2 separate regions of the Homo sapiens genome follow, and region 2 is linked to region 1. A link is a loop called in an ENCODE intact Hi-C map of the cell type or tissue named here. Cell type or tissue: ascending aorta. All regions are shown on one strand. Each heading gives the region's core, and the rest is flanking DNA. Links, peaks and the distances in the headings are about the cores only.

The links. Hi-C counts contacts between places; a loop is a spot of excess contacts. Peaks named below come from ENCODE experiments on the same cell type or tissue, not always from the same donor. Only the 100,000 strongest peaks of a DNase experiment are listed, where the experiment ranks them.
Region 2: it touches region 1 in a loop (6-fold over the local background); 1 of 110 quality-filtered maps calls a loop at or near these places.

Annotation. Positions count from the first base shown.
Region 1 is chr13:24,045,627-24,061,850 of GRCh38, forward strand. LOC124903136 (a long non-coding RNA gene) reads right to left here and starts at 7,929. Exons shown (of 2, transcript XR_007063723.1): 1 at 7,882-7,929; 2 at 6,560-6,746. It also overlaps a transcript of SPATA13 not described here. In ascending aorta, for the core only: a CTCF peak has its summit at 8,006 (motif pointing right); DNase peaks (open chromatin) are centred at 4,940, 7,045 and 7,970; H3K4me3 peaks cover 1,357 bases; H3K27ac peaks cover 3,644 bases.
Region 2 is chr13:23,973,152-23,989,375 of GRCh38, forward strand. It overlaps a transcript of SPATA13 not described here. Among named protein-coding and RNA genes, the nearest start is that of C1QTNF9B, 84 kb to the left of the region's middle. In ascending aorta, for the core only: no CTCF peak of the experiment used is centred there; DNase peaks (open chromatin) are centred at 6,550 and 7,150; H3K4me3 peaks cover 1,366 bases; H3K27ac peaks cover 788 bases.

The sequences.
Region 1 (16,224 bases), core at 4,918-12,917:
AATCAGTCCTCAAGGGAAGTCGAGAAGTTCAACGGAAGAATGCTAAGGCTTCATTTTTGTTGTGAAGAATCGCCAAGCAAGTCCTATAAAATACATGGGAAAAGATCATGTTTGCCCTGCAGAGAGACACAGGCTGAGCCACAGGGTTGCTGGGATTTGTTCCAACTGCAGGCTCTCGGCCTACCAGGCTGCCTTCCTCACCTCCTCATGGTCAGGTAGCAGGTGTGTGGTCTCAGATGAACTGATTCCATTCTGAGCCTCATTTCCCTAATCTGGAGAATGGGATCATAGTACCCACCTCAATGGGCAATGTGAACAATTAAAGTGATTTGTGAGAAGGGATTAGCACAGTGCCTGGCACAATTTTCCTTCATATTTGAATTCTACTACCTTGTAAAAAATACAAAGCATTGCATGTTCTGTTTCATAATAAATGCTGTGCAGAACCATGCGTTAGATTTTTTTTTAAGTCTTGCTGGAGTGTATCACATATGCAGAAAAGCGTCTAAGTCAAGTGTGTAGCCGCCTGGATTTTTACAGTGAACACTCATGTACTAGCATTTAGGTTAAGAAACAGCCTCAGAAATCCTCCTCCTGTCACCTCCTAGTCAATTTCCCATCCTAGGAAGTTACCCACTATCCTGACTTCTAACACCATAGATTTCTTTTGCCTTTTTTTTTTTAAGAGTCAGAGTGTCGCTCTGTCACCAGGCTGGAGTGCAGTGGTGTGATTATAGCTCACTGACACCTCTGACTCCTGGGGTTCAAATGATCCTCCTATCTCAGCCTCCACAGTAGCTAGGACACACTGCCACAACCAGCTAATGTTTAAATTTATTGTAGGGATGGAGTCTTGCTATGTTGCCCAGGCTAGTGTCTTGCCTGTTTTTGTGCTTTACATAAATGGAGTCATATGGTGTGTACTCTTTTGTGTCTGGCCTCTTTCACTCAATATGTTTGCAAGATTCATCCATGATGTGTGGGTAGCAAGAGTTTGTTATTAGTTCCTGTAGCTGTATAGATGTCCAATGTATAATACCGAAATTTATTAATTGTACTATTGATAGAAATTTGGGTTTCCTGTTTGAGGACTTTATGAATAAAGCTTATATGAACATTCTTGTACATCTTTGGTAAACATACACCCATTTCTATTGGATATATACCTAGAGATGTAATTGCTTTGAAGGTATGCATATTGATCAGTGTAATCACCAGATCCTTCTTGACCACTGCAGAGATAAAATCAGTTCACTGAGACAGCGGTATTGCAGTAGAGAACAAGTTTAATAAACAGGGCTAGCCAAGCAGAACAGGAGTTTATTACTTTATTACTCAAATCAGCCTCTCTCAGAACTCAGAGGCTAGTCTAGGTAGGGGTTTCATGGCTAATTTGGTGAACAGCAGGCTAGGGAATGAGTGCTGCTGATTGGTTGGGGATGAAATTGTAGGGGTGTGGAAAATGGTCCTGGTGCACTGAGTCCACCTCAAGGCGGGGTCCACAGGACTAGTTGAGTCATGAGTCACGGGTCAGGTGCAGTCATTCATTTGCCAGAATGCAGAAGTCTGAAAAACATCTCAGAATAACAATCTTAGGCAATATAAAAGTAGTGTTATCTATAGGAACAATTGGAAAAGTCACCAATCCTGTGACCTCTGGCCACATCTCCTAAGAGGCAAGGAATTATAGAAAAGCAAGCCAGAGAACAGTGGCTGGTTATCATTTAAGCCTACATGTTAGTAGAATTCAGACCTCTCCCAAAATCCTAATCTTGTGGCCCTGCATTCATTTTACAAAGGCAGTTTCGGTCCCTGAGCAAGGAGGGAGTTAGTTTCAGGAAGGGACTGTTACCGTCTTTGTTTTAAAGTTAACAAAGGCAATTAGCTTGTGAGAATAGAAGCAAGATGGAATTAGTTAGGTTAAATTTCTCTTACTGTTACAAATTTTGCAAAGGCAGTTTCATCAGCTTTAGTAAATCCTATTAGTTTTCCAAAGTGGCTGTGCCAATTTATACTCCCAATATAGTGTGGGAGTTCTTCTTTATCATTATCAATCCTTAGTATTTTATCTCTTTTTCATGTTGGCTTTTTCACTTGTATCAGCAAGGGCTCTCCAGAGAAACGGAACCAATAGAATCTGTATAGATATATGGAAAGAGACTTATGATGAGGGACTCACCCACGTGATCATGGAGGCTGAGAAGCACAGGATCTGCTGTCTGTAACCTGGAGATGTGGGAGAGCTGGTGTAGTTCCTGTCTAAACCCAAAGGCCTGAGAAACAGGGAAGCCAGTGGTATAGGTCCTGGTCCAAGCCCAAAGGCCCAAGAACCAGGTGCGTCAATGTCTGACATCCCAGGGTAGGAGACAGATGTCCTTTTTGCCAAGGTCACTCTCCCTGATGCCTTTCTGTTCTATTCCTACCCTCAAAGGATTGGCCAACGCCTCCCACATTAGGGAGAGTGAGTCTTTACTCAGCCAGGTGATTCAAATGCTAATCTCTCCCAGAAATACCCTCAACACACCCCAGAAATAATATTTTACCTGCCACCTGGGTATCACTCAGCCCAGTCAAGTGGACACATAAAATTCACTATCACACATTATGGTGTAGTGTTGTCTCACTATGCTTTTAATTTGCATTTCCCAGATGACTGTTGCATTTTTAGCATTACGTTATATTGTTTAGAAAATAAGATACAATATAATATACAAAGCAACATGTAACTAAACATATAAAGCAAAAGCTAATAAAAATATATAAACAGAACTTGGTAAAGCACAAATATAATGAATGATTTTAAATATTTTCATTTAATAATTTAGTAGATCTAGTAAACTAATCAAGGATGAAGAGGATCTTACATTCATAATTTCGTGTAATAATACATATAAAATTTACATCCTACAAATATGGAATATATAACTTTCTCTTATTTTTTTCTCCTTTGTACTTTATAAAATTTCTAAAATTCAGTTAGGTTCTTGATGATGAAAACATTTCAGATAGTTCAGGAAAGTAGAGATTTTAGAGTCATCAGTCTCTGATCAAAATTAAAAAAAAGATAAATAAATTGTATAAAGACCCAAGCTGAACCGTTTAATATCAGAGTGCACTCTCATAAAGTGTCCCTAAAGCAAAGGAGAAGTCAAGGCTGAAATTCCAAGTTAAAGAAATAGTAATTCAAACTAGAAGACCTTGTAGCAAATTTATCGCATCCAGGAAAAGTTGTATTTAGAGGAAATAGCTTCAGATAACTTCTTTATTATAGAAGAAAATTAAAACTACAAGTTAGAATTCATGTTAGGAAACTCAAAGAAAAAAATGACAAAACAAAACAAAAGGACCTATGAAAAGGAAATTAATTGGGATAGGAACTGATATTAATGAAGTAGACACAGGGGCTACCAAATGGTTACTTAAATTCAGGATTAAGGTTAAAAAGATAAGAAATGTCTAAAGTCTTCTAACCCTGGACATGATGAGGAGCCTAGAACAAGTGTATTGATTCTCCAGTTGTTTTATCTCCTTTGCTGTAAAATATGAACAACAGCAGCAGTAACAACAGCAATACCGTTGTGCCCAGCATGACAACATTTTAGTCACTGATGCCTCGCCTACAGGACAGCAGCCCCATGACATTATAATACCACATTTCTATGCCTTTTCTACATTTGGGTGTGTTTAGATGCACGAATACTTACCATTGTGTTACAGCTGCCTACAGTACTCAGTACAGTAACGTGTGCAGGTTTGTTGCCTGGGAGCAATAGGCTACAACGTGCAGCCTCGCTGTTTGGTGGGCTACATTATCTAGGTTTGTGTGAGTACGCTCCGTGTTGTTCACACAGCAACAACATCGCCTACATTTCTCAGAATGTAGCCCCATTAGTAAGAAATGCATGACTAGACCTAAGAAGGTGTTGGTGGTCACAGTAACGTTTAAAATGTAACATGCTGTAATGCAACTTAAGCAGTACATGCAATATCTAGGAGGCCTGTATAGGGAGTCTGTAATATACATGCAATGATACCAACCTCAGGCTACTAAAAACACGAAACTGATGGGCTGTGAAGGGAGTGGATGATCTGTTTGTCAGCAAGGCATGTGCACCACATGTGTAAATATCCTGAAGAAAGTACCTCAAGTGTCTGTCATGCAGCCAACAGACAGTATCTGCAGGGCCCTTTACAAACCAGGAAGAGGGAAATCGGATTCTTTCCATTTGCAGACATTTTCAGACTCGTTCTTTCTTTCTTTTTTGAGACAGAGTCTTGCTCTGTCGCCCAGGCTGGAGTGCAGTAGCACAATCTCAGCTCACTGCACCCTCTGCCTCCCCGGTTCAAGCAATTCTCCTGCCTCAGCCTCTCAAGTAGCTGGGATTACAGGTGCCCACCACCACGCCCAGCTAATTTTTGTATTTTTAGTAGAGATAGGGTTTCACTGTGTGGCCAGGCTGGTCTCGAACTCCTGACCTTGTGATCCACCCACCTTGGCCTCCCAAAGTGCTGGGATTACAAGTGTGAGCCACCATGCCAGGCCTTTCAGATTCTTTCTGAACCATCTGGGGAAGTCACAGTATTGATAATGGCCATGAATTTATGAGAAACTGTTAAGTATAATAGATATTAAAAAATAGAAAGTTGATTTTTAGTTGGTAACAAAAGACTAAAATCTTTAATGCACTCTAGTTCCTTGAAATCTGATAATGCTGACGAGTCAGTTTCCGGAGCCAAATTTCCCCGCTTGACTCATCCTCACAAGAAATCAGATATCCTTGTTATAAGAGGAGAGCATCAACACAAAACAAAAACAGCACGGATGGGCTGCCTCATGCTGTATAGGATTCGAGACCCAGGAGCCATAGCTTAGGGGCCACTGTCCCTGGTCAGGCACACAGACAGGAAAGGAGGAGGGACCCAGCTGGCATGTGGCTGGAGCAGCACCCAGGACACAGCATGGCAGCTGGCCAGGTCTCAGCCCTGGACAAGAATCCACAAGAGGCGAAGGCATTTTCTGTGCTGTGCCTCAGCCAGAAGTTCCAATGCAGGGATGTGGAGGCATTTTCTAAAACTTGCCTTTGTCTTGCTCCAAGTGCAGGCACCATGCATAATGCTGACGAGCATGGTCTGTGACTCCCGCGCTGGCAGGACTTTATGGCCAAGGTGCCTCATGCCACCCACCACGTGTGGTAGTGGCAGTCATTTGTGTAACACTCAGACACCCAAATAAAGGGGCAAGCATCCTAAACTGGTGCAGCTTTACTGTCCTGGGAGGCCTTACCCACTTCTCAAAAGAATGTGCTATTTGCTGACTTCAGTACTAAAATATCTGAGTTGTGTTACCTGAGGGTTTTCCAGCTGTTTTTGCAGGTGAGTGTACTGTGAGCTAAGCAGGCTATAGACCCATATCTGCCATCCACCAGCTGGGTAGCTGTGGGAGCACCTCTTTCCTTCTCCGGATTTCCCCCACCTTTTATGAATGTCACTGAGCAAATGAACTCCAAGTGAGCACTGCTGGGGCTAGCCTCCTGAAGTTTTTGGAGACCCTAGTTCTGCTCCCCAGTCTCCACGCAGCACATACCTTGTTGCAGTGGCCACCTGACCTTCCAAGAGGACATGAACAGCAGGAAGTGATTTCCAATCACGTTGGACATGCTGTGCCTGCAGCCGGCAGGACTTCCTGGTCCTGGCATTTCAGGTGAATGACCCTTGTCTGGGGTTGAAGATGAATCTTCCCCAGGTCCTCTTAAGGACTGCCTGGCATCCCTCCCTATCTCCTTTCAGCCACACCAGGTACAGCCTGCCAGGCTCTCGCCTCCAGTTTCACACATCCTTGCACCTGCCTGGGCGATGGCACTTGGGACATACTCATGCACACCCAACCCTTAGGGGAGGAGATTATGCCCAGTGGGTGGTCCATAGAAGGAAGCCAGGGAGTAAATGCTTCCTCCGTCTCCCTGCTGGTCTAGTAGAGTGGAGCCAGCGGAGACAATGCTCCCTGTTTGGGGATGGAGGGGTGGGGACTTAGGGGCAAGGGGAAGCTGAGAAGAGATTACACAGAGGAGATGATATGAGGCGAATCTTCAGAGGTGGGAGCTTTAGGGGGGAAGTGGTAGCGATTGGAGTCAGAGGCAGCAGTGCTATCAAAAGTCTAGGCTGCAAGAGCCTGCTAAGAGTTATGTTCTCCAGGGCAGGGCAGAGGGAGATGCCCAAGGGACAGAGGAGGCAGTGGCCGCCAGCCTGGGGTCCTAGGAGTTCCCCGGCACCTGTTCCTCCTCCTCAGCCCCGGCCCACCCCTGCAGCTCCTCACCAGGTTCAGACGTCCTGGCTCTGGTCCTCCCACCTCATCTGTGCACCTTGCCAGTCCTTTGGCTTCCTCTGCGTGCACTGAAGCCCTACCAGCTGGTGAGGAGTCCCTGTGTTTGGACGCAGGGTTTGGCTTCTTACACCAGCATCCTGTGCTGTGTCCAGGCTCCTCGGGTCTCTGTGCTTAACGCAATTCCAAATGGAAGAAAGGGAGGAGGAAGCACGGTTCTCAAGAATCGCAGGCCTCGGGCACAATTTGAGCTCCAAGTCTTTATTTCTTGGTTATCACTAAGAATCAGTTGCATATTAGAATTCTGAATAGGCCTGGTGCAGTGGCTCAGGATTATAATCCCAGCAATTTGAGAGGCTGAGGCCAGAGGATTGCTTGAGGCCAGGAGTTTGAGGTCAGGCTGAGCAGCGTTAACGAGATCCCATCGCTACAAACAAGAACAACAACAACAAACTATTATTTAAAAAATAAAAATAAATTTTAGAAAATTCAGAATGACCAACACTTTCATTCAGGGTTCTAACTATTGATAAAAAGAAATATATGTTTTTTTTTTTCTTTTAAACCCATGATGTGAGACATTAATGTTCTGGGCAGTTGTGAGGAATCTCCACCACAGCACCTCTCCTCACCCTCCCGTTTCCAGATGAAAGCCAGGCTGTGGATACTGGCCTGGTGACAAGAGAACATGGAAAATGGAAAGGATGTGAGTTTAAGGACTCTTTGGACACAGTAGAGTGTGTCTAAATTTCTCAATAAAAGGCATATTTTATAAACAGAATATAAATATTCAGCATCCTGGCCTTGGACCCACGACTGCGTTCCTGTGGCGGGAGGCAGCCAGCAGCTCAGGGGCCCGTGCAGCACTTCCCCCTGCCGCCAGGGGATCCTCCCCGCCACTGTGCCCTGCCCACCACATTATTTATACTACATGTCTCATGCTTTCTGTGGAAAATTGTTTCACTTAGCTTCCTGCAGGGATATTTTGGGACTGGGAACCTTGGCTTTTGATTTTTCCTTTCTCTACCTTGCATAACAGCTCTAATTCCCAATTCTCTTGGATTTTCTCTTCTCTCCTGCTGCTCTTTGGGCTGAAAAATAGGAATTCTCTTTTATTGTTTTGTTTCAATTTTCTGAGACCTATCCGTACCTAGAACACAAACTTGTTTTTCTCCGTGACATTCTTGTTTTAGATATAAAGCATCAAGTATCTGAGCAGCAAGAACATTTTTGTGTACTTGCATTTTATAATCGTGGAATTCAGGAAAGGTCTTGCAGGAGGTAAGTTAGCATAGAGTTTCAGAGCTAGGATTCGGCCTCAGTGCTGTGATCCACAAAGGAATGTGTAATAGAATTCGGAAAATCACTGCATTTGATGCAAATATCTAGTGAACTCTAGGCCGCTAAAACTTCTCAACCACTCATTCCATGGCTGATTCACGTGGAGTTCCTGCATAACAAAATTCGGGTAGAAATGATCTACGAGAAGTAAGTACCAACACCTCCTATTGGAGATGTGAAATTGAGCAAGCCGTTCTTACCTGGGATCTCAGCTTTCTTACCTGGCTAGAAGTGGGGAGGTTGAATGCACTTGGTATCTAAGCACCCTTATAGACTTCCCTTGCCACCTGGGCCCACGGTGGGAGTATTTTTCTCTATGGCCACTAGATGTCCCAGGAGCACCCACTTTGGGGCTGAGCTGTCTAAGACACCTGGGGCTCCATCCTGTCGTCCTTGGAATCTGCTGACGTGAGGAAGGCAATGTTTGGGTTTCACTTCTGTATGATTTTGGGGCTGCTGTCTCAGCCACTGAGACTCAGACAAGAATTTTAAGACACCAAAACAACCCCTTAGTTTTCTTGATGGCTGTTTGAAACCAACAGAACCATTCACATTTTCAGGAATGGATTCTTGTTAATGCCATGAAGTAGGAATTCACAAGGGATTTTCCAAACATTAGTGAACTCACAAAGGAAGTGTTATTATGGGGTGTCTATGTGCTTGAGGCATAGAGAGTCTGTAAAAATGAGAGAGCCACAGCTGCCTCTGTGTCGTTGGGGTGACGGAGGCTCCTGGACAGCTCTGCCCTGCGGGGACACTCTGAAGAACAGGCACCCTGTGCTCAGGGCCACCGTGAACCATGGAGAGGGCAGCATGGAGGAGGAGGTGAAGAAGCCCACAAAGAGGAGTCAGGTCAAGGACACCATGAGAGATCCCTCGTCTGCCACTTCCAAGGCCAGAAGCCCGGAGTTCCCATCACACCCCACAGCAACTATGCAGTGTGAGACCACTGGTTCATTTAGCCAGGAAAAGGGAAGAAATCTTTCAGGGTGGATTTAAAGAGAACTGCAAATCCATCTGCAGCCATCTTAGATAGATGAATGTGAAGTTTAACGAAATTAGCTCTGTCCAAGTATCCAAGTGGGAGATTTCCAAGAAGCCATCACTAAGGCTACTACTGGCAGTGGCAGTGGTGGCATTAGAAATAGCAGCATGCCCAGAGATAACTTTCCAATTTAGTGTTAGGGGAAATTGTATGACACTGCAAGGACCATATTGTAAGCTTAGCTGTCTAATGTGCAAACCAGATACGCATTTTTAGTTTAAATTAACTTTGACATGTAGCAGCAATTCATAGTTACCCCCAAAACACAAACTCTAAGAACTTTTAAAATGCATTTAATAGAACTCTAAAGAGTACAGAAGAGAAAATATGTGAAATATAATAATAGTAGCGCACCGTTAATTTATGATGGTTCTTAACCAGTGTGTACAGGTTTAATACTACCTCACAGGAGAAAAGGTTAAGGAGGATATGCATTTTTCACTTGTATATAAAATGGAGAATATTCATTTTTTAAACTGGAAAAATGAATTCAGTCACTTATGAAGTGTAACCTCTTCTAAAAAAAAATTGTGTGACAGATCATACAATAACAGCGCTCACTTCTTGTGATCATATGTCCCAGCATTTAAACATTAAGTCAATTTAGCTAGCTACCTTTCAGAAGCTGGTTATTATGACTATTATTTTACACTCATAATTCAATTTTTATAAACAATATAATGCCAGCTGCTGTAATTCAAACTTTATATGCCAATGTTGTGCCCTGTCATATTTTACATTCTGAGCAAGCCTACAGCCTCCAGCAGCCTGAAGGTTGTACGCTTTACATATATGGCACAGAGCGATCAGCCTGCAATTCATGTGCATATTTGTTACAAAGCATGTGTCTTTGTGAAAATCTTATACACTTAAATGACATCAGTTTCTATCTTGTTGTTGTTCTTAAATTGCTTCCCCAGTCCTCTCCTTCTCCTTCAGTGTTATAGATGTTATGTATTCATCCTTTCATTGCGGGTACAGTGCATCGTGTAAGATCCCAGATGCAATCAGCATGCCTGGGTTCAAATCTCGACCTTGTCCTTTTCTATCTGTGTTTTCTTAGGCAAATATCTTAATTTCTGTCTGCCTAGGGAGATGGAGGATGGTAACAGGACCTACCTTACTGAACTGGTAGGGAGAGTAAATGAGTTAAAACATGCAGAGGTCTTAGAACAGTGCCCGAAGCACCTTTAGTAACCATGCATTCACTGAGAAACCATGTTTTGTGTGTTGCTCTACCAGGCACAGTGCTAGGCTGCAGGGATTCTGGGATGGTGGCAGGAAACAGAAGTATTCGAGAACAAGGGTTCCAATACCAGCTCTCAGGTGCTGTGGGACTTTACTCGCCAGGTGCCTTTGGCTAAGCCACCCACTTTCCTAGGTCCTCAGTGTTCTCCTTGACCAATAATAAAGATGGAATAGACAATCTCAAAATTACTTTCCAACTCTGAATATTCTTGGATGTCCTAATTCTAAGCCAAGTGGGCTCTGTGGAAATCTGCTCTCATTGGCCGAGGAGTCCAATCCACCACCGCACGGGTCCAGAATAAAGTGACCACGCTACATTAGACAAATGGCGTTGGCAATGCCGTGCCTTTTTATGGAAAGTGGTTTTGGATGTTTGTGATGCAAGGAGACATGAGGATATTCCATATTAGCATCAGTGGTTCAAGTGACTTGGAGAGTATGTTAACAACAGGCTTTATGGATGGAAGGAGCCAACACATTTCTCCATGAAAAGTCCTCTAAAATGGTAGAGCTCATGGTTATGATAGAAAGATGGGATGAAGGGCACCCCTCAGAATTTCACAGATGTTGAAACAGTTGAATAGAGGAAGTGAGTCAGTTTGTATCAAATGAATAAATAGGAAAAGTTAAAACTAGAAGTGATGAAGGAATAGAACAAAGTGTCCAGAACAGCCTCAGTGAATATCTACTATATGTCCACCTTCAAGTGCATTAGGACCCATTTAGAGATGCTTTGGAAGTTTTGGAAAGGGGTGGACAGGCAAAGGTTACACATCTGGTTAACCACGTAGATCTGCATTTCGGCTTTTCAAGTAGCAAAAGGATAAACTTACCTTTAGGCTTGTTATTCCATTTCCATACAAGACATATGATGGATTAGATGCTCACCTTACATGCTCCCATGGACCTCTGTCCTTCTGTCCTAAGTGTCACTGTTAATTATATGTTTGACTGTTTCTTCTCTTCTGCAATGTAAATTCCATGTTGTGTGAATTGCCTACTGCTGCACCCACAGAGCCCAGCACAGTGTCTAGCACATAGGAGGGAATATATATGCATGGATATATGTTGAGTGAATGGAAGGGATGGCTTCTTCGGATGGCCCTGCCTTCTTAGCTGTGAATACATGATACATAGAAGGCTGTCTCTTTTGGTGGCTTTGTTTTTTGGGAGAGGAATGAAGAAAAGACAAGTACGTTGCTGTGCGTGTCTGATAAGATTTCCAAGCTGATCGGGCCACAGGTCCAATTCTGCCCCTCACATCGTCCTGCACATAAAAAGGGAGTGGCCTTCCTTATCCTTGACAGGGCAAGGGGAAATGGAACTTCTTTTTTTTTTTTTTTCAATGAATGGAGATTTATTAGGCCAGCTTTAGGGCGTTTCTGGGAAAAACTCGAGCCACAGACACATCTGTGGCTGTTTTCTTTCTCTCTCTCTCTCTCTCTCTCTCTCTTTCTTTCATAGCGTCTGGCTCTTTCTTTTTTTTTTTTCTTTTTTTAAAAAATTTTATTATTATTACACTTTAAGTTTTAGGGTACATGTGCACAATGTGCAGGTTTGTTACATATGTATACATGTGCCATGCTGGTGCGCTGCACCCACTAACTCGCCATTTAACATTAAGTATATCTCCTAAAGCTATCCCTCCCCCCTCCCCCCAACCCCACAACAGTCCCCGGAGTGTGATGTTGGGAAATGGAACTTCTTAATCTCGGCCACTTCTCGGCCTGTGGCGCTTTGCACTCCCACTGCAGCTGTCGGTCCTCTTGACAAAGTCCTGAATTTTCCCCCTCTATCTGCAGAGGGGTCTCTTCAGTTCACTTCTAGTGAGGTGGTTTTCTGATGCTATTAAATGGAGCCCCTCAGGGAAGCCAGTGTTGACAGGGCATTTTCTGAGTCCTGTGACTGCATCCATATGGGACTGGGTGATGTGGGATGTTCTGCATGAATGTCTTATGACCAAAGGCACTGAAAGGACTGGTGCAGGGCTGGGAATTTGATTTACCTTGTTGGGGCATAAACTCTACTTCTTTGTTTTCTCTCCACCCTACCCCTATCCCCAACCTCCAACCGTCATAAGAAATGTTACTTCCTGAAGACGGGCAAGCCTGGCCTTTTGGAATTGCCACACCGTATATATGTGTGATCTTTTCTCTGGTCTCTGAGCACCTTGACCCTAAACCAACACTGCAGTCAGGTGGGAGGGGAGGTACAGAGCCCAGCCTTCCCCTTGGAGGTCCAGGGAGGACTAGTGAGAGGAGGTCAGGCTAAGAGAGACTCCAGATTCCCCTCCTCTCTTTTGATTTCAGCAGCTGGTGTGGAAACTCCTCCCCACGCTGCCCTAACTCCACGTTATTATATCTTCACTCCAAGGATGCTGTGGCAGTGGACCATGGGATGCAGAAAGGAGATGTTCATGGCCAAATTCAAGCCTGGCAGTGTCATTCCTGCTTAATACACCCAACGCAAGATGAGCTCCCATCTGGCCATGCTGTGGCCCCACACCTGATCCCACATTGGAGTGTTATGTCTTTGTATTTATTTACCTTTACATAATTATGAGGCTACATAAATTTAGTTATTGCTGGCCATGAAACCAAACCCAGAAAGCTTACATAGGATGACGTCTTTTGATCGTAAGTGGAAGGAAGGATTCTAGTGTTGAAAACTCTCTACGTGATATTGTTATCTGGGTATCAGATTAGATTAACAATGGTAATAGAAAACTCACTCACCTGATTCAGTCACTGTTTAAACCCCCTTAATTATATCAACTCATTTAATGCTCACCGTAATCCCTTCAGCAGGGAATTCTGATATCTCCATTTTATGACTGAGAAAATTGAGGCAAAATGGAAAAGCTTTAGAGTTTTTGCCTTGGGTGATTACTGTATACGGGACAAAGGAACAGCTCACACATGTGAGACTCATCTGTATGTCATAGGGCTACACATTACTTAGAATAATTGATTACCTGATTGGAGATTCTAGCAGAGGAAATTACTAACTTCATAACTTTCTTGGTGTGAAACTCATGGCTTCAAAACGGTCTACATAATTATGAAATTCAGATAATTTATTAGTTGCTTATTTTTAAGTTTGATAAAACTTGACAGATCAGTGAATAATCGCTAACTATTGGAGGCATTATCTAATTGTTCTTTCTTATGATTTATGTTGGGAGCTATAGATTCACTGGTTAACCTGTCAGGTAGCAAGATTTATGTTTACACAAACTTTCCAGAGTGTCTTCAACCCCACGGAAGTTGTCTTTGAACATCACCTTTCTTGGACAGCTGTGCATTTGTTTACCCCAGTAATGATGCCAACTCTGTCTCATGTAGACCTGTAAGCTCCAGGACAAGAGCCATGGTCTGTGTATTGTTTTTTGTTTTGTTTTGTTTTGTTTTGAGACGGAGTCTTGCTCTGTCACCCAGGCTGGAGTGCAGTGGCGGAATCTCCACTCACTACAAGCTCTGCCTCCTGGGTTTACGCCATTCTCCTGCCTCAGCCTTCCGAGTAGCTGGGACTACAGTCGCCCACCACCATGTCCTGCTAATTTTTTGTATTTTTAGTAGAGACGGGGTTTCACCGTGTTAGCCAGGATGGTCTCGATCTCCTGACCTCGTAATCCACCCCCCTCGGCCTCCTAAAGTGCTGGGATTACAGGTGTGGCCCACTGCATCCGGCCTGGCCTGTGTACTGTTGTAACCTCACCACCCAGCACAACTCTTGGGACTTGGTGAATGTCACAAAAAAAAAAGGCTTGTCTTTGATCTCTCAGAAGATTGTTCTCAGTACTAATGTAGAGGGAGTGCCTTGTGTTTTCCACTTGATTTCCAGTCTCACTGGCTACACTTGAATCCAAATAGGCTTTGGCTGTATTGAAAAGACAGAGATTTGGCACTGCCAAGTCACTTACACTAACGCTTTTGTTTCTGAGGTGGAATCCCCAAAGGAGGAAGACAAAAACAAAACATTTTGGAGAGGCTATTATATGCTGAGGACAGATACTTTCATTTCCATTATCTCATTTAATCCTGTCATTAGTGCTTTCAAGTAAGTATAAGTGTGTCCATTTTATAATTGAAAAACCTAGTGATTCTTGCACACTGATTTTGTATGCTGGAACTTTGCTGAAGTTGTTTACCAGGTGAAGAGCTTTGGGCCTGAGACTATGGCGTTTCCTGGATAAGATCATGTCGTCTGCATACAGAGATAGTTTAACTTCCTCTTTTCCTATTTGGATGCCTTCATTTTCTTCTCTTGCCTGACTGCTCTGACCAGGACTTCTAATACTATGTTGAATAGGAGTGGTAAGAGGGGCATCCTTGTCTTGTGCCAGTTTTCAAGGGGAATGCTTCCAGCTTTTGTCTTTTCAGTATTATGTTGGCTGTGGTTTTGTTGTATATGGCTCTTTTATTTTGAGGTATGTTCCTTCAATACCTGGTTTATTGAGAAGTTCCAATGACATTCTTCACTGAACTAGAAAAAACTATTTCAAAATTCATGTGGAATCAAAATGAGCCCAAATAGCCAAGGCAATCCTAAGCAAAAAGGACAAAGCTGGAGGCATCATATTACCTGACTTAAAACTATACTACATTTTTTGGCTAGAGTAACCAAAACAGCATGGTACTGGTACAAAAACAGGCACACAGGCCAGTGGAACAGAATAGAGAGCCCAGAAATACTTACAACCTGCACACTTACTATCTGATCTTTGACAAAGCTGACAGAAACAAGCAATGGGAAAGAATTCTCTATTCAATAAATGGTACTGGGATAACTAGCTAACCGTATGAAGGAGACTGAAGTTGGATCCCTTCCTTACACCATGTAAAAATGTAACTCAAGAGGGATTAAAAACTTAAATGTAAAACCCAAAGCTATCTAAACCCTGAAAGACAACCTAGGCAATACCATACTGGACATAGGCATAGGGAAAGATTTCATGACAAAGATGCCAAAAGCAATTGCAACAAAAGCAAAAATTGACAAATAGGATCTAATTAAACTTAAGAGCTTCTGCACAGCAAAAGAAACTATCAACAGAATGAACAGAAAACCTACAGAATGGGAGAAAATATGTGCAAACTATGCCTCTGACAAAGGTCTAATATCCAAATCCAGCATCTGTAAGGAACTTAAGCAAATTTAGAAGAGAAAAGCAAACAACTCCATTAAAAATGGACAAATGCGGCTGGGCACGCTGGCTCATGCCTGTAATCCCAGTACTTTGGGAGGTCAGGAGTTTGAAATCAGCGTGGCCAACATGGCAAAACCCCGCCTCTACTAAAAATACAAAAATTAGCTGGGCATGCTAGTGCATGCCTGTAATCTCAGCTACTCCAGAGGCTAAGACCGGAGAATCACTTGAACCTTGGAGGCGGAGGTTGCAGTGAGCTGAGAGCACACCACTGCACTCCAGCTGGGGCAACAAAGCAAGACTCTGCCCCGCACCCCCCAAAAAGTGGGCAAATGACATGAACAGACACTTTTCAAAAGAGGACATACATGTGGCTAACAGGCACATGAAAGAAAGCTCAATATCACTAATATTAGAGAAATGCAAATTAAAACCACAGTGAGATACTATCTCACACCAGTCAGAATGACTGTTACCGAACTGTCAAAAATAACAGCTTCTTGCAAGGTTGTAGAGAAAAAATGCTTATATACTATTGGTGAGATCATACATTGGTTTAGCCATTGTAGAAAGTAATGTAGCAATTCTTCAAAGAGCTAAAAACAACTGCCATTTGACCCAATAATCCCATTACTGGTTATATCCCCAGAGGAATATAAATCATTCTACCATAAAGCCACATGCATACGAATGCTCATTGTAGTGCTGTTCAACAATAGCAGAGACATGGAATCAATCTAAATGCCCATCCATGGTAGACTGGATTAAAAAAAATGTGGAACATATGCACCATGGAATACTATGCAGCCATAACAAAGAATGAGATTGTGTCTTTTATAGGGACATGGATGGAGCTGGAAGCCATTATCCTTAGCAAACTAATGCAGGAACAGAAAACCAAATACTATATGTTCTTACTTATAAATAGGAGCTTAGTGATGAGAACTCGTGAAGACCAGGAGGGGAACAACAACACTGGGGTCTAATTGAGAGTGGAGTGTGGGAGGAGGGAGAATCACAGAAAAAAATCATGGATACTACCAGGCTTCATACCTGGGTGATGAAATAATCTTTACAACAAACTCCTGAGTTTATTTATATAACAGACTTCAAATGTACCCC
Region 2 (16,224 bases), core at 3,894-11,893, 73 kb before region 1:
TGATGTATTCTTTATATAGCTCATGTGATTTCTCACTTATTAATTCCAATGGATTGTTCGTTGTTGCTATTGTGACAAGTGAACTCTGTATCAGTAGGAGTTCCAGTAGGGAACAAATGACTCTATTTATATTGGTTAACTAGAGAGATAAAAAGTGATATTTACAAAAATGTAAACAAAATAAAGAAAAACCAAGGAAAAAGAGTATTACCTTTGAGCTAGTAACAGTAGTCCTGGTCCCTCATTTTCACACCTAGGCATGAATGGTTGGAAGGAGTAGTTGCTGTACTCCAGAGACAGCACTCTTATTGGAGAGGCCAACTGATAAGAGCTATACATTGCCCTTGCCCACTGTGATCCCTCCAGAAAATAGGGATAAAAGAGAAAATAAGTATGCTACCCCACTCTCCTCCATTCCTTAGATCTCCTGTTGGGGCTTCCCAGTGGCCAAGCCCAACCAGAGGCAAGAGGGCAGGAGAGTCTATTGCTAGGATCAATACTGTCGAGGCTTGCTGGGGCGAGAGCAGGAGGGAGTCCAGTGAGAGTTAATCTGGAGACAAACAGAGGACACCCAACGCTGTGTCCTTTCTCCCACTGAATCTTCTATTGACAGTTATTTTTTATATTTGAAAGACACTGATTTTTACTTTTTTTTTTTTTTTTGAGACAAGGTCTCACTCTGTAGCCCAGTCTGGAGTACAGTGGGGCAATCATGGCTCGTTGCAGCCTCAACCTCCCTGGGCTTAAACAGTCCTTGAGGCCATCTCAGCCCCTGGAGTAGCTGGGACCACAGACTTGCACCACCACGCCCAGCTGATTTTTGTTTTTCTTGTAGAAACGAGGTTTCGCCATGTTGGTCAGGCTGGTCTCAAACTCCTGAGCTCAAGCGATCCGCCAGCCTGGGCCTCCCAGAGTGCTGGGATTACAGACTTGGGTCACCGCACCTGGCCTGTGAATTTTATTGAATGCAAATTGTACCACAAAAAATGCAAAATATAGGCCGGGCGTTGTGGCTCATGTCTGTAATCCCAGCATTTTGGGAGTCCAAGACAGGTGAATAATCTGAGGTCAGAAGTTCAAGACCAGCCTGAGCAACATGGTGAAACTCCGTCTCTACCAAAAATACAAAAATAGCCAGGCGTGGTTGTGTGTGCCTGTAATCCCAGCTACTTGGGAGGCTGAGGCAGGAGAATTGCTTGAGCCCGGGAGGCGGAGGTTGCAGTGAGCCAAGATGGTGCCACTTCACTCCAGCCTGGGCAACAGAGATCCCGTCTCTACAAAAAGAAAAGAAAAGGTAAATGTGTTTTTAACCTGATAAATTTCCAACCTGTTTTTCCAAATGAATGTTAGGTACAGTGTAACTAACCACTGGCAATAGATGAGTATTCCAGTTGTTCTACCTTCCAGCACTTTGGGAGGCCCAGGAGGGTGGACTGCTTGAGCTCAAGAGTTGCCCAGCCTGGGGAACATAGAGAGACCTCATCTCTATTCTTTAAAAAATTAAAAAGAAAAAAAGTTACTGGCTATTTATGTATATTCTCTTATGAAGGGCCTGTTTAAATCTTTTGTCCATTTTTGATGGAGTTGTCTTCTTATTGGTAAATTGTAATAGTTTGTTTTTTTTTTGAGACGGAGTCTCGCTCTTTTTCCCAGGCTGGAGTGCAGTGGTACAGTCTCAGCTCACTGCAAGCTCCGTCTCCTGGTTCACGCCATTCTCCTGCCTCAGCCTTCCGAGTAGCTGGGACTACGGGCGCCCGCCACCAGGCCGGCTGATTTTTTGTATTTTTAGTAGAGATGGGGTTTCACCGTGTTAGCCAGGATGGTCTGGATCTCCTGACCTCATGATCTGCCTGTCTCGGCCTCCCAAAGTGCTGGGATTACAGGCATGAGCCACCGCGCCCGGCCTGTAATAGTTCTTTATATATGCAAGACACAGGCCTTTGTTGGAAACATGTTTTGCAAACTTTTTTCCCGTTTTATTTTCTGAAGAGGGTTTTTTGAAGAGCAAAAGGTTTTCATTTTAATGAAATTTAATTTATTAATTTTTTTGTTTCATGCCTTTATGTCTTAATAAGAAACTTTCTCCTAACCTAATATCACAAATATATCCTTCTATTTTTTTCTGACTTAAGTTTTAAGATTTTAGTTCTTAAATTTAGGTCTATGACCCATTCTGAGTTAATTTTGTTATACAATAAAAGATAAGGGTCCAGACCCTTTTTCCTCCCATATAGAAACTATTCTAGTGCTGTTTGTTGAAAACACTAGCCTTTCATTCACTGAATGAAAATTTGGTGCTTTAATAAACATGAGTTGACTATGCGTATGTGGGTCTACTTCTGGACTGGACTCTGTCCCACTGATTGTTGTGCCTTTCCTTATCCCCATACCACACACTCTTGATAACTGAAGTATTATAGTCAGTCTTCGTATCAGGTAGTTTAAGTCCTCCAACCTTCTCTTTCTAAAATTGTTGAGCTGTTGTGAGTCCTTTTTATTTTCATATCAAGTTTAGAATTACTTGTCAATTTCTTTCTTTCTTTTTTTTCAGATGGAGTTTTGCTCTTTGTTGCCCAGGCTGGAGTGCAGTGACGCAATCTCGGCTCACCGCAACCTCTACCTTCCGGGTTCAAGTGATTCTCCTGTCTCAGCCTCCCAAGTAACAGATTACAGGCACCTGCCACCACACCTGGCTAATTTGTGTATTTTTAGTAGAGATGGGGATTCATCATGTTGGCCAGGATGGTCTCAAACTCCTGACCTCAGGTGATCTGCCAGCCTCGGCCTCCCAAAGTGCTGGGATTACAGGCATAAGCCACCACTCCCGGCCCCAGTTACTTGTCAATTTCTAAAACAATGTGCTTGCTATGATATTTATTAAAATTGCATCAACTCTATCATAGATTCAGGAAAAATTAATATCTTAACATTATTGAGTCTTCCAGTTCATAAATATGACCTATGTCTCCATGTACTTAGGTCTTTTAAAATTTCTTTATCAGTGTATAGATCTTCCACATCTTTGGTTAAATTTATTCCTGAATATGTTTGTTATTTTGAACGTATTTGTTTTTTTTCTATTTTATTTCCATAAGTTTTTGGGGAACAGGTTGTGTTTGGTTACATGAATAAGTTCTTCAGTGGTGGTATCTGAGATTCTGGTGCATCCATCAATCTGAGCAGTATACACCGTACCCAATTTGTAGTCTTTTAACCTTTATCCCCCTCCCACCCTTTCCCCACAAGCCCCCAAAGTCCACCGTATCATTCTTATGGCTTTGTATCCTCATAGCTTATCTCCCACTTATGAGTGAGAACATACCGTATTTCTTTTTTAAATGTCATTTTCAATTGCTTGCTACTGATATACAGAAATAAAATGTGATTATTGCATATTGATCTCTTATCCTGTGATCTTGCTGTAATCACTTGGTCTAGGAGATTTTGTATATTCCTTTAGGATTGTTTATATACATAATTATGTTGACTATGTAAATAAGACAGTTTTACTTCTTCCTTTACAAACTGTGTTTTTTTTTTCTTGTCTTTTTGAACTATCTTTGTAAGAGTGGATATTTCTGTCTTGTTTCTGTTCTAAGGTAGAAAGCACTTAGTTTTTCACAATTAAATATGATGTTAGCTCTAAGTTTTTTACAGATGCCCTTTTTTAGGTTGAGGAAATTTCATCCTATTCTGAGTTTGCCAAGAGTTTTATCATGAATTGGTGTTGAACTTTGTCAAATAGTTTTTTCCTGCATCTGTTGAAATGATCACATGATTTTTCTCCTATATTCTATTAAAATGGTGAATTATATTATTTGCTTTTCATATCAAAGCAACATTGCATTTGTTGGAGAAACACCAGTTGATCATGGTACTTTTTTAAAAAAAATTGCTAGATTCAATTTCTTAATATTTTGTTTAAAATTTTTGCATTTATTTTCATGAAGGATATTAGTCTATAGTTTTCTTAGTATGTCTCTGTCAAGTATTAAACCAAGGTATTGCAGGCCTTATAAAATGAGTAGAGCAGTATTCCCTCTTCTTTTACCTGACATAGTTTGGGAGAGATGGTTATGTGTTAAAACATAATTTTTTCACTTAACATGTTAAAACTTAAATGTTTCAAAAAACTTAAATATTTCATAAAATTCACCATGAAGTCATCAGAGTCTGGAGTTTTCTCTGTCGAAAAGTTTTTATTTAAAAAATAATTTTTACTAATAGTCTGGGCACAGTGGCTCATACCTGTAAGCTCAGCACTTTGGGAGGTTAAGGTGGGAGGATTGCTTAAGCCCTGGAATTCAAGACCAGTCTGAGCACTGTAAGGAGACCTTGTATCTACAAAAAAAATTTTTTTTTTAATTAACTAGGCTTGGTGGTGTGTGCCTGTAGTCCTAGTTACTGAGGAGGCTGAGGTGGGAGGATCACTTGAGCCCAAGAGGTCCAGGCTGCTGTGAGCCATGGTCAGGCCACTGAAGTCCAGCCTGGGCAAAAAAGTGAGACACTGTTTCATAGGAATCGTAATAGTAATTTGTTGTAGGGCAATCTGGGTCTTCTGGGTTTTTGTGAGTCTGTTTTTGTAATTTCTGTCTTTCAGAGAATCTTTTTTATCTAAATTATTGAACTTTTTGGCATAGTGTTGCTCACAATTTTTTTTCTTATTTTTCTTTTGATAACTGTAAGAACTGTACCAATAATTCTCTCCCATTTCTGATATTGATAATTTTTTCTTTTTCTTTTCTTTTTTATTTATTTATTTATTTTTTTGAGACAGGTTCTAGCTCTGTCACCCAGGCTGGAGTGCAGTGGTGCAGTATCTGCTGACTGCATCCCTTCACCTCCTGGGTTCAAGCAATCCTCCTGCCTCCGACTCTGGAGTAGCTGGGATTACAGGCACGCATCACCACACCCGGCTAATTTTTGTATTTTTAGTAGAGATGGGGTTTACCATGTTGGTCAGGCTGGTCTCAAACTCCTAACTTCAAGTGATCCACCTGTCTCGGCCTCCCAAAGTGCTGGGATTACAAGCGTGAGCTACTGGGCACCTGGCCTGTGGCCATTGATTTTTAATTGACCAGGTTGGCTAAAAGTTTATCAATTTTCAGAGAGCAAGCTTTTGATTCCATTGACTTTTGAGTGTGTCCGTTTTCTGTTTCATTGATTTCCACTGTTACCTTTATTATTTCTTTCCTTCTACTTACTTTGGGTTTATATCATTATGAGATGATCTTGTTTATCTCTAGCACCACTTTTTTCTTAAAATCTCTTTGTGGTAATGCAGCTACTTCAGCTTTCTGATGCTTTCTTATGTTTCCATGGTATGCGTTTTTTCATTCTTTTACTTTCGACTCATTTGTACTTTTGCATTTAAATAGCATCTTTTGTAGACAGCACATACGTTCTTGTTTTTATTAATATATTCCACCTGCTAATCTCTGTCTTTTGGTTCGACTGTTTCATCTATTTATATTTACTTTTTTTTCAGGGATGGAGTTTCTCTGTTGCCCAGGCTGGAGTGCTGTTCACAGGTCTCCTAACATTCTCTATTTGTCTTTTTTTGTTTGTTTTTGAGACAGGGTCTCATTTTGTGGAGTGCAGTGGTACAGTCACAGCTCGCTGCAACCTCAACCTCCTGGGCTCAAGCGATCTTCCCTCCTCAACCACTGGAGCAGCTGGAGTACAAGCATGCAGCACCACACCCAACTAATTAAAAAAATTTTTTTTTTTGGTAGAGATGGCGGTCTTGCTATGTCTCCCAGCTGCTCTTGAACTCCTGGCCTCACCTTGGCCTCCCAAAATGCTGGGATTATAGGCATGAGGCACCATGCCAGCCCTCTGTTTTTCAATTGAATACTTTCTATTGGTCTATCTTCAAGTTCACCAATGAATTCTGTCACCTACATTCTGCTACTGAGCCCACATAGTGATCTTTTATATATTGTTACTTTCTAATTTCCTTTGTATCTAATAGTTTAACAATTGATTATCTTGGGATATAATTATATCATCTTCCAGTCATGATAATTTTACCACCTGCTATGGTTTGAATGTATCTGCTAAAGTTCACGTGTTGGAAACTTGATTCCCACTTCAGTCAGGATCTCTTTGAAATTAAGAAGTGTGTGTGTGAGTGTGTGTGTGTGTGTGTGTGTGTCCTTGCTGCCTGAGGGTGGAGGAAGAAATTGTGAACAGGAATCCTGTATTTGCTTGTCTGTGTCAGGGGAAAAGAATTATACCCCAATTCTTTTCCGCTGATCCTCAAGCCTGGGAAATTTTAAAGGAGATGGGAAACGACCCCGCCTTCTTATGAATATGCAACAGTAAGGGGTTGGGAGAAGGGAGAGAAAAGGCCTGCAAGAAATTCACCCCAGGTCCTCCTGCTCCGGGCTCAGCCCGGGCCCCCCACCGTCCTACCCACGAAGAACAGCAAACAATAGCACAGCCCCGGCCCTGGAAGCCGAGCTAGCCGCAGAGGGTGATGCGGAACTGCTCATCGCCAGGGAAACGCGGCATTCGGACAGCCGTCCAGAGCCTGTCTGAGTTCTGCTGGGCGGGGAGCCAGAGACTGATTCGCTGCGGTCCTGGGCCCAGCGGCTGGGAGGTCCCGCCCTGGCCGAGGAAATGAAGAGGGCGCAGGGCATGGGGGCGGCGCGCACCCGGGACAGTTTCCAGTCGGCTTCTCCGTGACCTTCCTCCCCCTTCCAGCTCGGAGCGGGATGCTGGGATCCCTCCAAGGACCCTCTGAGGACGTAGGAGGGATGCTGAGACAGGCAAGTGGGATTTCTCTACATATTGTCACCTCGCCCGCACTTTTGGAGAAGGTAGAGCCAAGCAGCATTTGGCCGAAATCCTGTGCCCGTGGAACATTTTTTTCCTGAAGTGGGGGGTGAAAGTTGATGATCAGCGGCTCCGGGTAGGAGAAGGGATAGAGCTATAGGTGCGGTGAGGTTAGAGAAGTTGTCATGGCCGAGCTTGCAGTGAGCCGAGATCGCGCCACTCCATCCTCGGCGACAGAGCGAGACTCCGTCTCAAAAAAAAAAGAAGAAAAGAAAAGTTGCCGCGGCCCCAGCAGGCTCAAGGGGTGAGCGCATAGGGGCGCCGGGGCAGTAGTTGCACAAAGCCAGCCTGGCGGTCGCGTTGCCATGGCAGCGGGGGAGGGGCCGAGCCGCAGCGTGGCTGTGTTGCCGGGCGACGGAGGAGCCGCGGGGGAGGCCGAAATCTCCCGGTGCTCAGCGTCACTGCGTGAGCCCCCACTCTGATGCTTCGTTGGTGTGTGTGTCTGTCGGTGTCAATCCACAGTCCGCTGGCAGCCTCTGTCACTTGGTTAGGGAATAAACTATCACCTACTTAATACCTTAATGCTCTGCTTTTGAAAATATTTGGATTGTGGTGTTATGGAAGACATGAACAAGAATAGTACTCCTACTTAACGAAGTTTTGTTTTGTTTTGTTCGTTTTGAGACAGTCTTACTTTGTCGCCCAGGTTGGAGGGCAGTGGCGGATCTTAGCTCACTGAAACCTCTGCCTCCCGGGTTCAAGCGATTCTCCTGCCTCACCCTCCCGAGTAGCTGGGATTACAGGCGGCCGTCGCTACACAAGGCTAATTTTTGTATTTTTAATAGAGAAAGGGTTTCACCATAATGGCCAGGCTGGTCTCAAACTCCTGACCTCAGGTGATCCGCCCGCCTCGGCCTCCCTAAGTGCTGGGATTAGAAGCTTGAGCCACTGCGCCTGGCCAACAAAGTTTTTTAAAAAATACGTTGTATTTCCTCGTTTTTAAGGTAGCATCTACTGATGGGAGTTCCTTAATTATCATTTAAAAAGTAAAGTACAGAACCAGATTTGGATCCACGAAACGAATTGTTCCTCAGCTTTTCAAACATACTAACCAAAAACATTTGCAAAAGAAAAATATATAAAGCCGGTAGCAGTACTAAATATTAGGCCCAGCACTAAAAATGCAGACAGTTCTACTGTTGGAAAGATGGCGACTTTCACAAAGGACTAGAGAGCATCAGCCTCATTTTATTTCTATGGGTATTTTCATACATGGAGATGTGCTAGGTGATTTTGTCTTACTATGTCAAAGATTACTTGTTTTAGCCATATACCATAGGAAAAAAAAAATGTCAAGGGGTTCGAATGATCTTTTTTAGAGCAGTTTTTTTGTAGCTACAATAGTACTTCTATTTTACAAATTATGTTATTTGTTTACTCAGATACTCATTCATCAAACATTTACTGAGGCTCTACTATGTGCTGTGTACAGTGCTAGACTTGAGAGCAGAGAGATAAGTGGTGAGAAGAACATACAAAACTGAATTAGAAAAATTCACAGTTTCGGGAGCCGGAAATGCTAGGAAGCAGTTGTAAACCACTGTGGTACATTCTCATTGTGAGATGCCACCAGGACAGCCCCTGCTACTGGCCAGGGCCTCAGGTACACAGACCACAGCTGAGCTTGGAACTTCATTTGCGTTGTGGGTTTTGCTCTTTCAAGGCAGGCATTTTTGGACCCATTTAAAATAGAAGGAGTCCAGCACTCAGAGAAGTGCGGTGATAAGCCTCATGTCTCACGGCCAGTCAGGCTCAAGATCCAAAAGCCACTGCTATGACATATATTTTGGAACATTCGCCCTTTGATCATTAAATCCTCACTACCTGAATGACTATATTTTTTGATCATTCATAATGGTAAGTGAATTTCTTAAAAACAATAACTGTGATGCAATTTTCTTTTTGGTTGAGATCTGAAGTCACGTATTTCTAAAATCAGATACCAATTGCATTCTGAAGATGTGTTCTTCCAACTGGAATGTTGTCATTGTCAATAATACTTTTTCCAGGGGTTCCTGGGAAGTAAATGAGAAAATTTAAATTTGGTTATTCATGATTTTAAAACATGTAAAGATGTGTGTGTTTTAAAGTACTGTGTTTAATAAATCGCTATAGCATTAGATTTGTTTAAAGCAAAATACACTAGTTATCATTTAAGTTTTTATTAACTTTTTAAATTTTTTGTCAGATTTCTTACTTTCCACTTGCAGCCACATTAGAGAGGTCATAGGAAAAATTTCTACCTAGAAAGTTCAGGTATGGACCTGGCTGGTCCTGCATGAAGACTTTGCTATGCATTTTCCACTGCAGCCTGGGAAACCTCTTTGAACTAATTTTATAAGCTATTTTACTGTTAAAATTTTATTTTTTCAAATAGATTGCAGAATCCCTGAAGGCAAGGACCAGGTCTTCTGTGTCTTTAGAATTCTCTTCATAATACTAAATACAACACTCTTCATAAATATTAACTGGCAGAAAAAGCAAAAATAAACTTTACCGGACTGATGAAAACTAGAGTAGAACTAATACTTTTATAGATACTATCCTGAGTCACAGAAGTTTTGCTTATTTGCTGATTTTTTTTTCATTAAACTCTACTGTGAAATGCTAGGGAGTACCTATTTCATAGGTAGAAAAACTGAGTTGTAGTGATTAGCATATGAAATATTTTTCAATGCATTATCTTCATTGAGCCTTACAACAACCACTCAGGAATTCACATCACCATTTTTTAAATATGTGAGAAAACAGAAGCTCAGAGAAGTTGAACGAGTCAGACAGGGTCACCCAGAAAGGAAGAGGTGCATCTTCTGACCGTGTCACATGATTTTTATTCTGCCATTGCAAACCAGGTACACGTGTGAGCTTCGGGAGGCTGGGTCTCCCACCAGCCCTGGAGTGCTAGGTGCAAGATCCCTTCTCTCCCTCACCTCCTCAAGGCTGCTCTGCCGTCTGGGAAGAAGGTGAGAGAAACTCTTTCAAAAGACAAAGGGGCAGGGCCAGTGAAAGGAGGAGCTGGAGAGGGGCTCCCTGGAGCAAAATGAAGTGAGATTGAGAAGGAAGAGTCAAGTGAAGTTGATCGAAAACCAGCCACTGTTCAAAAATGGGAGTGAGGGGTTGGGAGAGAGTGTCTTTGTTCGGGCTGCCATCACAAAACACCACAGCCTGGGGGCTTAAGTGACAGACCTTGATTGTCCCAGTGCTGGGGGCTGGTAGTCCGAGATCAAGGAGTCTGCAGGGATGGTTTTTTCTGACGCCGCGCTCCTTGGCTCACAAACAACTGCCTTCTTACTGCGTCTTCACGTGGTCATCCTTCTATATTGTCTGTGTCCTAATCTCTGCTTATAAGGACACCAGTCATACTGGATTAGAGCCCACCCATATGACCTCATTATACCTCAATTACCGCTATGAAGGCCCTATCTCCAAACACAGTCCCATTCTGAGGTACTGGAGTCAGGACTTCATCCTGTGAATTTTGAGCCCAGAGCAGAGAATTTTTAAAAAGTGGACACTGATCTGTGACTTTGAAGACAAAACCTGTTGACCTGTTTCAATTGCTTTGTTATTCTCATTAGTATTTTCTCTTAGCACAAATAAATGGTTGAGCAAATAGTGGCCATTTATTTTTACACTAGTATATTCTGTTGGTTGTTTTTTTTTTTTAAAAAACATCCAGAACTGAATTCTATATCTAGCTTGCTTCATAATTTATTTTCACTCTCATCTCTGCAGGGCCAGCTTCAAACCTTGTCAAGCTCTGACAAGGGAAGATGAAGCCTAGTTCCAGCTAGGGGTGACCTGTCTATCTGCATTTTTTGAGCTGCAGAGTGATGGGAGTCATATTCGCTGCCTGTGCAGCACCACAGGCCTGATGAAAATGAAATGGCAACACCGTGCAGATGGCAAAGCGTAGGCCTCACAAACATCCTGGCCGTGAAGGTAAGTTGAGCAACTTTCTGCCTGCATGGCATTATCCATGCTTATTTCTAACAAGATACCTATGGCAGAGTATTTCAGGCTGTTTGTGAAGGGCAGCCAGTAGAATTTGAAGGTTTTCACTGAGGCATTGAGCAACTAACAAGGGTGTAATTGGAACGTGTGGCAAGAACTCCAATTGTTAAAATATGTGGTCATAAAATGATAGGGTCTAGGGCGAAGCCTGCAGGTCTTGTGGTCAGTATCTTGCCCTTGGCTGGACTACATAGTGTCTGTTTTGTAAAGGTAGAAATCAATACTGTGTTTCAAGTCAGCTAAAGAAGAAGGTTCCAGAGTCTTCTGCCACAGAAGTTTCGGTATTCACCAGTCATCAGAGTCTCAAAGTACTTGTGTTTGTCTCCTTAACTTCCTTCATTACTTTATATTCTGCCTTCAAAGGGAGGGAGAGTAGTCTTCTATTTTATCCATCATTTGCTGAAAGAATTATATGAGGTTGCTTCTTGGCTCTTCTCTGTAAGTTGAATAGAAACCGTGTGCATTGTTCTAGGAATCTGTTTCTATCATGGCCCCGCGCAGCACCTGTCCTTCCCACCGTGAGTGGTGGAGCTGTGGTCTGTGTCATCCTCGCATTTCCAACCCCAGTCATACCCCTTTACTTTTAAGTGTGAGGCCCCGGATGAAATTCTGCAGTATCCCTGCTGAAGAGCAGGGCTCCAATGCACCTGGTGGAGCTTTTCCAAGGAACACGGAAAGTGTTCGGAATGCACTGCTTGGACAAGATCCAGCAGCTTTCCTTGATCGGTGCTTTCAGAAACAGGTTCTTGTGTAGAACAGCTACGGGTATCCCAGCCAAAAAAGACTGCCTATTTCTGAGAGCTGTGCATACTTAATTAGAACAGGGATTGGTGCCAGCACTTGGAGTTTGAAAAGTCAGCTTTGAACATGAATGCAAGTCCCTGCAAGGTAGAATGGTCTGTTTCTCCTTATTTGAGCCAGAAATCTGTGTAACCGGCCGGCGTGCACATCACATGGCACAGATTCAGGAGGTGAGCTGGTCTCTTCAGTTGCTGCTTTTATAGCAGCTTTTAATCAAAATGCTCACCTCAGACGCACCCTCCTCAAATTAAGGAACAGAATAACCAAACACAGATGTGTAAAGAGTGAGGGAAAACAGTTGTTCTGGCTGTTGATGACTTCCTCAGGCGTGGGCATAGTGAAATGCCCTTTCTTCCCGTCTGCTACCGAAGATGGCAATGACGTTGAGTGGCTTGGAAATTCAAACCACTCAACAAGTATTGACCAGTCACTCCCTGTATACTCAGTGCTGACAGGGGCATGAAATGTGTCACGACCTTTCTTCCTGAGTAGTTTATGATCCTGCTGAGGGTGAGCACACACAGGGAATCATGGGAAAGGTTGTGTCATGGCGTGGCCACCCCAGGAACGGCTGATGTGGGGGCTCAGTGGCCAGAGGCCCAGATCCTCCCCTGCTGTGGCTTCTTTCCTCTTACCTGGGTCTCCTGCATGTTCACATCACCCCATCCCCAATCCAGGCTCTGTCCCATTTTTCAGCTCAGGGTCTTCCTCCAGTCCGGTGAGAGTGGTTCAGGAAATCCTAGCTCTGGTTGTGTCTGCCCCAGTGTGAGTCTGGCTGTGGGGTTTCAAGCCTTATCTTCCTGGAGGAATTTCATCAGGGTCTGAAGGAAATATAAGAGGGACTGGGCTGAAGAAGAGGAAGAGAAGGCTGTCTTTCTTCATTATTGATAGTAGTCGTAAATCATTGGAAAGTCCTAAAAGACTGCCTGAGTGTTCATTTCCAGGACAGAAGGATACACAGGCAACATAAGAATATAAGACTGTGTTGAGGGCAACAGCAGGGCAAAGGAGAAAAGTGCTGGTCACAACCCTAGATGGTGACTGAAGAGAGGACAACAGCCAGCGGTCCATACGCTGAGACGGATGGGAGAAGAGACACACAGGGACGAGGAAGCCAGCCTGGGTACTAAGTATCCCCTGGATTAGCTGCAAGTGCGCTTCTCCTCACCCGCGGACCTCAGCTCTTCCCTTCATGATATCAGCAGTGATCTGGAGCTGGAGGAGTCCCCAGGGAGAAGGGAGTGCAGCTGTCGCTCATTCCACCCTTCCTGGCATTTCAAGTTGGAATAATAAATGCAGTTCTGGTGTGTTAGGTTTGCAAGTGTTTTTAGCATACCATGGTCTCGCATGTACACATTAGGTATTTCGGCTCGCCCAGGGACCTAGTCATTGTATAACCTCTTTCTAAGGAAACTATATGCCAAATTCCAAACAAGCAAAATGTTATTTTTCTTGTGCAAAGCCTTTGTATCTTGAAAATTGGGGCATCTAAGAATTTTATTTAGATAACAAGACAGAGATCAGAATGGGCCAGAGGAGCGTCAGGAGACCTGGGTGCAAGTCTTGCATAAATGCTTATCGAGCCAAATTCCCAGAGATTTACATGTGTTATCTGCAGGAAGAGGGTTTTGATTAGTTTTTAAGGTCCCTTCTGCTCCTTCTAAAAACCAGCCTAAAATGGAACATGTCTTCTCTAAGAATCCCAAATGCCTCTCAAGGATCAACCCCTTGGCCTTTTATCCAGGAGTCCCCTAGTGTCTCTAGGAAGCTGCAAGGATGATGGTATCTCCATTTTTACACACAAGGTTGGGAAAGTCTGCCTGGGAAAATGTTTAGAGGTGTGGATTTCTCACCTTTAATTTATCTTTTTGGTTTGCTCCTTTGTGAGATAGCATTGTCTTCAGCTGCTCTTGGCTATGATGTCTTAGCTGTAAGATCTTAGCCTTGAGAAAGAGCATCGGGGCCATACAGCAGTCATTTGGCCACAGGAATTTCAGTCACGTCAGGCTGTTTTTGCTGTTGTATTCCATCTCAGACCCAGATGTCTGCAGTTTCCTCAGATTGGAAACATCATGGGATCTCGTTGTGCAAGGAGTTCAGCATATTGAGAGTGAAGCACAATCACCTACCATTTTACATTATGGGAAATTTGACAAGTTTCAAATCTTGTTATTTTAGAGGTGAATGGATATATCTGTGTGTGTGTGTGTGTGTGTGTGTGTGTGTGTGTGTGTTACTACTCCACATGGGGCAGGCCTACCCCATAGGCAGTGGATTGATATTTTAAATGAACTAGAGGATTGAAACCTACACTGAACCTGTTAGTAAAATGAGACATTCATTTATAATGAAAGCAGATCTCTTAGTTTATGGGATGGATAATCTTGGGGTCTTATTTAGCAGGTTTTCTTTCAGTGGTTGTGTCTCTATTTAGATAGCTAATGTGGTATTTCAGAAAATATTTTCATGGCTAGCTATTAGAATATGTCTATGACCGGGAAATGAGGAGCCACACTGCTTGTAAAATACTTACATTTTCAGTGGATAAAAGATAGCTTGAATAATGTAAAAATCAATAGTTCCCATGATGGTGGAGTTATATTCTTTGGAGAAAAGTTTAAGTACTTCTAAGGTTAAATATTATGTTCATTACTCTTAGCTCTGGGAATCTGCCAAAATTATTTTTGCAGCCTTGTTTATATTTAGCCAACATAGGCAGTCAGCCACTGAATTAAGCATTTTTTTCTCCAAAAGACCTGATTTTGCCAATAAGAATTTGGTTATGCAATTATGTGTTGACTAATTAGAAGGTAAAAGCCCCGGATTTGAAAAGTTTGGTGTTTTATTTACCATTTTTAAGTGTGCAGTTCAGCGGCATTCAGCACATTCACATTATTGTGCAACCTTCACCTCCATCCATCTGCAGAACTCTTTTTATTTTACACAATTGGAATTCCCACTCCCCTCTCCAACCCCTGGCAACCACCATTCTACTTTCTGTCTCTATGAATTTGGCTACTCTAGGTACCTCTTACAAGCGGATTCTATAGTATTTGCCCTTTAGTATCTGGCTTATTTCACATAACGCAACGTTCTTAAGGCCCAGGTATGTTGTGGCATATGTCAGAATTTTGTTTCTCTTTTTTTTTTTTTTTGAGACAGAGCCTCACTCTGTCACCCAGGCTGGAGTGCAGTGGCACTGTCACAGTTTACTGCAACCTGTGTCTGCTGAGTTCAGGCAATTCTCCTGCCTCAGCCTCCTGAGTAGCTGGGATTACAGGCACCTACCACCACGTCTGGTTAATTTTTGTGTTTTTTAGTAGAGACGGGGTTTCACTGTGTTGGCCAGGCTGGTCTTGAACTCCTGACCCCTCAGGTGATCTGCCTGCCTTGGCCTCCTGAAGTGCTGGGATTACAGGCGTGAGCCACTGCGCCCAGCCAATTTTGTTCCTTTTTAAGGCTGAGTAATATTCCATAATGTGTATATACCACATTTTGTTTATTCATTCACCTGCTGATGGAAATTTGGGTGGTCTTCACTGTTTTAAATCTTTTCAGTGGTATTCTGGCCTCATGGTATTCTGTGCTATGGTGATAACATATTACATAAACCAGTTCTCTGTGGATAGGCTTTCAGTTTTTTCCATGCTTCTATGAATAACTGTGAACTTAAACCATTTCACACATGTGCAAGCATGTTGGTCAATCAGAATTATTGATATTGATTTGCTGAGAAGAACGTTTTGGGCACATTAAATTTTGGATGCTGATGAATTTCCTTCTGTGGAGATTGTACCAATTCATGTGTCCTTTATAAAGAATCTGTCTCCCAAGCCCTCACCAACGAAGCAAAAAATTCCTTCATCTTTGCTCATCTCATGATGGAAAATGGTGTCTCAGTGTGGTTTTAGTTTACATTTCTCCTATTTTGAATGAACTCTGAATGTTTCAGGGACATTGTATTTCTTTTACTGCAACTATCTGTTCATTTCCTTTGTTCATTTGTCAGTCGGGCTGTTGGGTTTTTCTCCCCCCTCTTCTTTATATTGGCTGTTGTTGAAAAATGTCCTTTTGTTTGGCATCCCTAGTGTGCAGCCTGTGGGAGTCTTTGGGGGCTCTCCTATGAAACAGGAGCTTTGTCTGAGAATTAGTAAAACCTGCTTTTCAACACCATTGATCAAATACTGGCTCGGTGACAGTAGGTTTTATTAAGGGGAGAGTCCAGTGCAGTAGTCCATTTACTGAAATGGTTCATATGCTGAAGAAAGAATATCTTTGTGAGAAAGTTATAAAAATTTCTAGTCTCACAATGTGTTTTAATGTTAAGATTTACTTGGCTGGGCGCGGTGGCTCATGCCTGTAATCCCAGCACTTTGGGAGGCCGAGGCAGGTGGATCATGAGGTCAGGATTTCGAGACTAGCCTGACCAACATGGTGAAACCCCGTCTCTACTAAAAATACAAAAAGTAGCCAGGAGTAGTAGCATGCGCCTGTAGTCCCAGCTACTCAGGAGGCTGAGGAAGGAGAATTGCTTCAACCTGGGAGGTAGAGGTTGCAATGAGCCGAGAT